2 separate regions of the Mus musculus genome follow, and region 2 is linked to region 1. The links are chromatin loops, found by intact Hi-C in ENCODE. Cell type or tissue: heart. All regions are shown on one strand. Each heading gives the region's core, and the rest is flanking DNA. Links, peaks and the distances in the headings are about the cores only.

Region 1 (2,911 bases), core at 159-2,658:
ATGAAGCATCACTGTGTCTGCAGGCAGGACATCTCCAGTGCTCAGCAATTATGGAGGAAGTGGCATAGGTGAATAGGTGGCTATCACCTTCTGATTGACAAGGAAATGATGCATAAGAATCTGAGAAAACGTTAGCCTGCATCCTGAAGCAGAGCTTGTTTTTTTTGTAAACCATTGAAGTGACTTAGCCCTTTCCCCCAAAGGTCTAATTTGCATCAATGAAAGCAAATTGATTCAGGAGTCTGATTTTTGCTATAAATAGTTCATGTCAATGAGGTAAGGTCATTGACTAAAGAGCAGCCCATTTGTGCCCTAAGAAGTTCTGCTTTGTATAAAGAGAAAACTGTGGATTAAAATCTTGAAAAATAATGAGAAAAATAAATACCCACTTCTTTGCTACAATTACCCTAAGACTTTAAAGACTGAGTTTCATTCCTACAGTATAATAATTACAGGATCATGTGGCATATAATTGCGGTCAGACTTGCTCCAGGATGATTCACCCCTAAAAATTGCTTGAATTTGGTGGTCACAAAGTGTGTCATTTGGAATGAGAACATCTGTTGAAGTGGTCACTGCTCAGAAGAGTGGGACACCTCCTGCATTCACATTTTAGGGCAATTGATGAGAATCACTGTTCAATTAGATAAATGGTATGTCTAGTTTATTTTCTCCATTGAAGGAAGAACAGTTTGCCTGAATTAAGAGAAGCCAGTAAGCCTTACAGGCTTTGGAAACGTGCCTTTTAATTACTCAGTTTGTGAGCCATTTTGGACAATGTGTGTTGGATAACCTTTATTGTTCTTAGTGGTTGGATGTTGAATAAAATGTATGTTGACCTTCAAATCTCTACTTCCCTAAGTCTACTATATTTTTCTGTGGGGATCCCCTCTTACTCTGGTTTCATATAAAATTAACTTGTAACATTAATTTGTACAATGCAATTACTTCTTAGTATCCTCGAGGGGTATATAAAAGTGGATGAAAGGAATATATACACATTCAAAATTAGGCTGTGGCAGACGTGGGGCGTGTAGCTGAAGGTCTGGGTGTGGCCACGCCCTCCTGAATACTCATCAAGCCAACATCTTTGTCCAGTTAAATTAGGCAGCCATTTTAAAAGATGAAACCCAAGTGGTTTTCTTCATTCTTTCTTCAGGAAATTCTAGTTAGTTATACAACCTAGAAATGGAAAATAGCCTCGAAGTTGGCACATTTAGTATATACCCCACATTTTAGAAAAAGGCCCAATTGATTCATTTGAAGTCACATGGTAAACGAGTAAGAGACTCCTGAGAAGAATCCCCAGGCTCTTGAATCTCAGGACGAAGTTGATATTTCTCACATCTGTTGTTTTCGTGTGTGATTACAGGTGGGAACTTGTTGAAGTGTAAGTGAACAGAGCTTATTTTAGTTAAAAGTTACCATTTCCATGATCAGGTAATGGATTGGGACGCTGCTTTGACTATTCAGAAGATAAAAGCTGAGGCCGAAGCAGCCCGCTTCTCAAGATACACCATCTGGGTTCTTTACATATGGCCCAGAAATGTAAATTACTCCATGGACCTGGGAAGTCTTTAATTGGAATTCCTAGCGCTTAAGGCCTGGTCCCTGTTCCTGCACTTTACCCCCTCCAGGGGGCGTATTTTTATCATTATCTTCATCAACGTCATCCAGAGCAACTCGGCCGCCCACAAGAAAATGGAGTCCTGTGAGTTTTGTATTATTCTATTACGGGGCTTTCTAAACTAGGCCTCAAGTTTCACAACGTGACCACGGGCATAATTCTGGGAATTGAAGAGTGGAGCCCTCTCAGTCGTTCATGCTGTCAGCCAGGTTTATATCTTGAGGCAACCTTCTTTGCCTCTTTGTGAGCTTCACCAACCGGGGCATCCGGGCTAACAGTCTAGTTTTAAGGGAAAAACTTCCCCCAACTCTTGGCAACAGTCAAGTCTTTCATATTTCCATTCTTTTCCCATGTATCTCGTGAACCCTAGTGTTTTCTCCGACAGATTAGAGGGCGACCTCACAAGCTGTATGTGGAATGAATGTGTGAAGTTTCCCTCTGTTGAGATAAGGGTGCCCACCTATCCAGCCTCTCTCCTTCATCTCCCCCAAACAAGCAGAAGACACTTACATTGGCATGTTGCTAGGCACGAAGTTACTGCAAGCAGCAACAGAGTCCGCGTATCCACAAAGCTGAGCATGTCTACCACTTAGACATGCAGACTCCTTGTGTTGCAGAGCCCCTGGGTCACCAGCGGAGGTATCACCTGGCGGGCGCAGGCATGCAATCGTGGACCGTTCCCTCCAACTTAGTCGAAACCTCCTGCTGCCGTGGTGCTAAAATAATAAAGCCCAGACCTGCCTTATTTATATGGGAAAAGTTTCCCCAGCCGGAGGGTGCCTCCAAAAACGTCTCCACCAATGGGAGGGCTAGGGCTAGGGGCCCGGGACTCAGTGCTGGGAGGAGACTGCGGGGGAGCAGGGGAGGGAGCCGAGGGGGGAGGGACGTGGCTACGGGGCTTCTTAAATTGGTTCCATTCTTTTTGAGGACGTGGACACTTTTGAGGCTTTCGAGGGGGAACTCTGACTCCCTGTCTGCATACCTCCGCCCTCCCCAGCCACCCGCCCTCTCTCGCCCTTGCCAAGTTTGGAAGCACTTTAGGACACCTACGTGGGCTCTTTACAGATCTCCGGGCGGCGGGGCAGGTGTTGAGGGACCTGGAGGCCGAAGATGAAAAGGCAGGAGCTGTCCAGTCCCGCTTCACTCTGTGCCCTGCGGGCCATCTGCAGGCTGGAGGGGGCTGGGGTGTGAGGGGAGGAGGGTGACAGCGTGGCGAGCTCTAGAGCTGCCCTCATGGGTTGGCTCCACCCCTGCCCCCTAATTTCCCCAGTTTGGGGGGGCCTG
Region 2 (2,911 bases), core at 163-2,662, 50 kb after region 1:
AGGAGAGGAAGGGATACGAGAAAACTTTTAAAATATTTAAAACTTTTAACACTATTATTTGCAACCATTCTGCTGTAGCTTAATTTTGGGTAGTCTCTTCACTTCAGACATTACAGTACATCCAAGTAAAAGTAACCTTTGGCTTCTACAGGAGAAGGGTGTGGGCTCCCCGGGTGAGCAGTTTTTCCTCTGGGCCTCCTGTGGAATGGTTTGTGGAGACTGCAAAAAGCAGAGGCAGGCTTTTGGCTCCGCCCTCCCCTCCCCCACTCCTTCCAACTCATCACATTCTTATATAATCCAGCAAAAATCTGCTTTTGGTTAGAATGCAGTGGAAGGAAGGCAAAGGAAACCTTTTTTTCCTTCCCCCTTTCGTTAAATGTTCCAAGTTTGTAGGAGAGGTCTGTCAAAGCAACTAACCAAATGGAAGCAGCTGGAAGTCATTAGGGGGACTTGCCATGGACCACGATTAAAGCTTAAAGCGGGGTGGAATTTGCACTCTCTCCCTTTCTCTTTTTATAGTACCCTTAGCAAGTTAGTGTTCCTTTTGAAATCCGAATTAGTCATGTGACTATAAAGGTTGGAAAAGTATTTTACTCCTCTACATCCTGGAGACCACTCCACTGATTTCTGAGGCCATTACTGCAAATGAATAAATGAACACATTTGGAACTAACTGGTGCTCCACCGCGGCGTGCCTCCTATTTCATGATTATCCTCGCATCTTCCTGGTCTTGGTCTGGTTTGAAATGATAACCACTGAGTCACATTAAGAACACTTTGTGGTTACTTTCCTAGTCCGACATAATAACGGCCGCCTGGTTTTTAAGAGCCCAATTTTTCTCTCTTCTTTAACCGTTGCATCACTTTTCAGGATAACAGTTTCAAATGAGGTCCTCTAAGTTCCAAGTTTGTGTTGTTTCATCTTCCTGTGGGTTTAGGCTCCAGGCATACTGAGACCTCTGCCACTAAACCTGCCGGGTAGGGGCTAAAGCCACAACTCCTTGGAAGGAGGGCTAGGACTACTCCTGTGGGTGTGGAGAGCCCAGGCCAGCCTCCGGAAAGAGGCTGAGTCTGTGGAAAAGGAAACAATGATGGCTTGCAAGCAAATGCTTCCTTCATGGAGGATCTTGCTGCGAGGAGAGGAGAGGAGAGGAGAGGATGTGAAGTAAGGGAGAGCAGGTTTTTCTGGCATGTGTTTATTTCCAGCATACCATCTGAAAACAAACTCCCCAGTTACTGTGCAGCAATAGGAGAGGTTGTGGTGGAAAGGGGGCAGGGAGTGCAGAGCCACATATCAAGTTCTGAACTCCTAGCAAAATGAATTTGCACTGTTGTTTGACTGCCTGAGTCAGAGTTAGGGCTTCCGGAGATCAGTAGGGGCTGGAAGCACTTCTTAATCTTTCTTAGGATTTCTGTAGAGAACTACATAGAAAGCAAACAATGAAATGCATTTCCCCCCTCATACTTCCTTGGAGAACCTGTTTAAAGACTGGGAAGATTCTGGAATCTGGATGTTGTAAACCATCCTTGCTGTAATAACCAAGTGAAGTCCTTGTCGGAGGTCAAAAGGTCCTCTCCTGACTCCCACTGCCCTCCCACCCACTCTGTGAGACAAATTCTTTTCTGTCCCTGGATGAATTCCTGAAACAACACAATAGCTCTTTTGGTTGACCTCAGATAATGAGACATCTTGTGTCCTTCGAGCTTGGGTGGGTGGGGTATTTTGGTCATTAGAGGCTGGACTTTCCTGTGCTAGTCTCCATGGTAATTGAAGTTGAGGCTTCTCACTGTCCCTTACCCAGGTCTGTTGAAGAGAGTGGCTTGAAGGATTTGAAAGCAAGGGCAGGGAATGTTATCCGCAATCCCCTGCCTCCTGCCTCCTGCCTCTTCTCAACCCCTATTTCTTCTAGGCCAGATAACTGCAGCAGGAAGGGGCATGGGGGGAGGGGTTGGTTGCTGGAGGATTCATAGGAAAGTAGAGGCTTTAGTCCACCCCTGCTGGAATTGTGTGTAGTTGTTCTCTCAGTGTCTGGTAGATCGTTAGCACGGATGCTTCCCCCCACCCCACCCCCACTCCCCTGGCAAATTGTAATGCTTTGTTTGAAAGCTTCCCAACCTCCAAATCCCAAATCCCTGGGGAATGTAATCTTTGGGTCTTTGATTTATATAGAAATCCTCTCTGTAGGCTGTAGTTGTCCACGTGTATGAGCATCTCCCCGTACTCCTGTGTGAGGGATGTGTACCGTTAGTTCCCGTAGTACTTAAAAAAAACTCCGAGGCTGGATCTTTTTAATTTTGTGTGTTTGTTTGTTTTAGAATTTCATACACCACACCATACCCTTTCTAACTCTCATTTAGCATTTTTTCATTTGAACTCAAAATCATGACCTCTCCATTAATCATGACTAGAGTTGCTGATATTTTTGTGTGTTTAGGGCTGGCCCCTTGGGATCCCATAACCTTAATCACAGCACACATCTTTTTCACCAAGAAACAGTTGCAACCTTTTCCTTTGTCTTCCTGCAGATGGAAGTAACTAGAGTGCTATGCCCTACTGGCTTCCCTTAGCTCCCTGCAATGCAACTGGAGCTACTTTGGGTTCCAGACCAAAACACTACTTACCCTTACTGTCCCCTCTGCTGGGTGGGGACAATGCTCATCGCTCCCATGGATTCCAAGTTTAAAATCACCATGTAGCCTCCAAATCTTGTAGTCTGGAAGTGAGTGGTCTAGTACAGATAAATAACTTTTTTTTTTAAAGCTACCTCATGGTTAGTCCTTTCTAAACTCTGTTAAGCTTGTCAGCGGGCTAAGGCATGTTTAGGAGCCATGTTCTTGAGACTTCAGAAGAACTAGAGAAAGAATCAATTTAAAGTAAAAAATCCCTTTAAAGCCTGATTTATTGTTTCCT

The links. A loop is a pair of places that touch in the nucleus more often than their neighbours do. Peaks named below come from ENCODE experiments on the same cell type or tissue, not always from the same donor. Only the 100,000 strongest peaks of a DNase experiment are listed, where the experiment ranks them.
Region 2: a loop joins it to region 1, with 4 times the contacts of the local background. A loop is called at or near these places in 4 of 42 quality-filtered maps.

Annotation. Positions count from the first base shown.
Region 1 is chr6:4,505,136-4,508,046 of GRCm38, reverse strand. It overlaps Col1a2 (collagen, type I, alpha 2), which reads right to left and starts at 2,429. Exons shown (of 52, transcript NM_007743.3): 1 at 2,138-2,429. The coding sequence starts at 2,207. In heart, for the core only: a CTCF peak has its summit at 1,630; a DNase peak (open chromatin) is centred at 2,486; H3K4me3 peaks cover 2,175 bases; H3K27ac peaks cover 1,087 bases.
Region 2 is chr6:4,455,204-4,458,114 of GRCm38, reverse strand. The region is part of intron 1 of Gm46948 (a long non-coding RNA gene); the gene reads left to right. Among named protein-coding and RNA genes, the nearest start is that of Gm46948, 8.6 kb to the left of the region's middle. In heart, for the core only: no CTCF peak of the experiment used is centred there; DNase peaks (open chromatin) are centred at 254, 1,044 and 1,664; H3K27ac peaks cover 2,042 bases.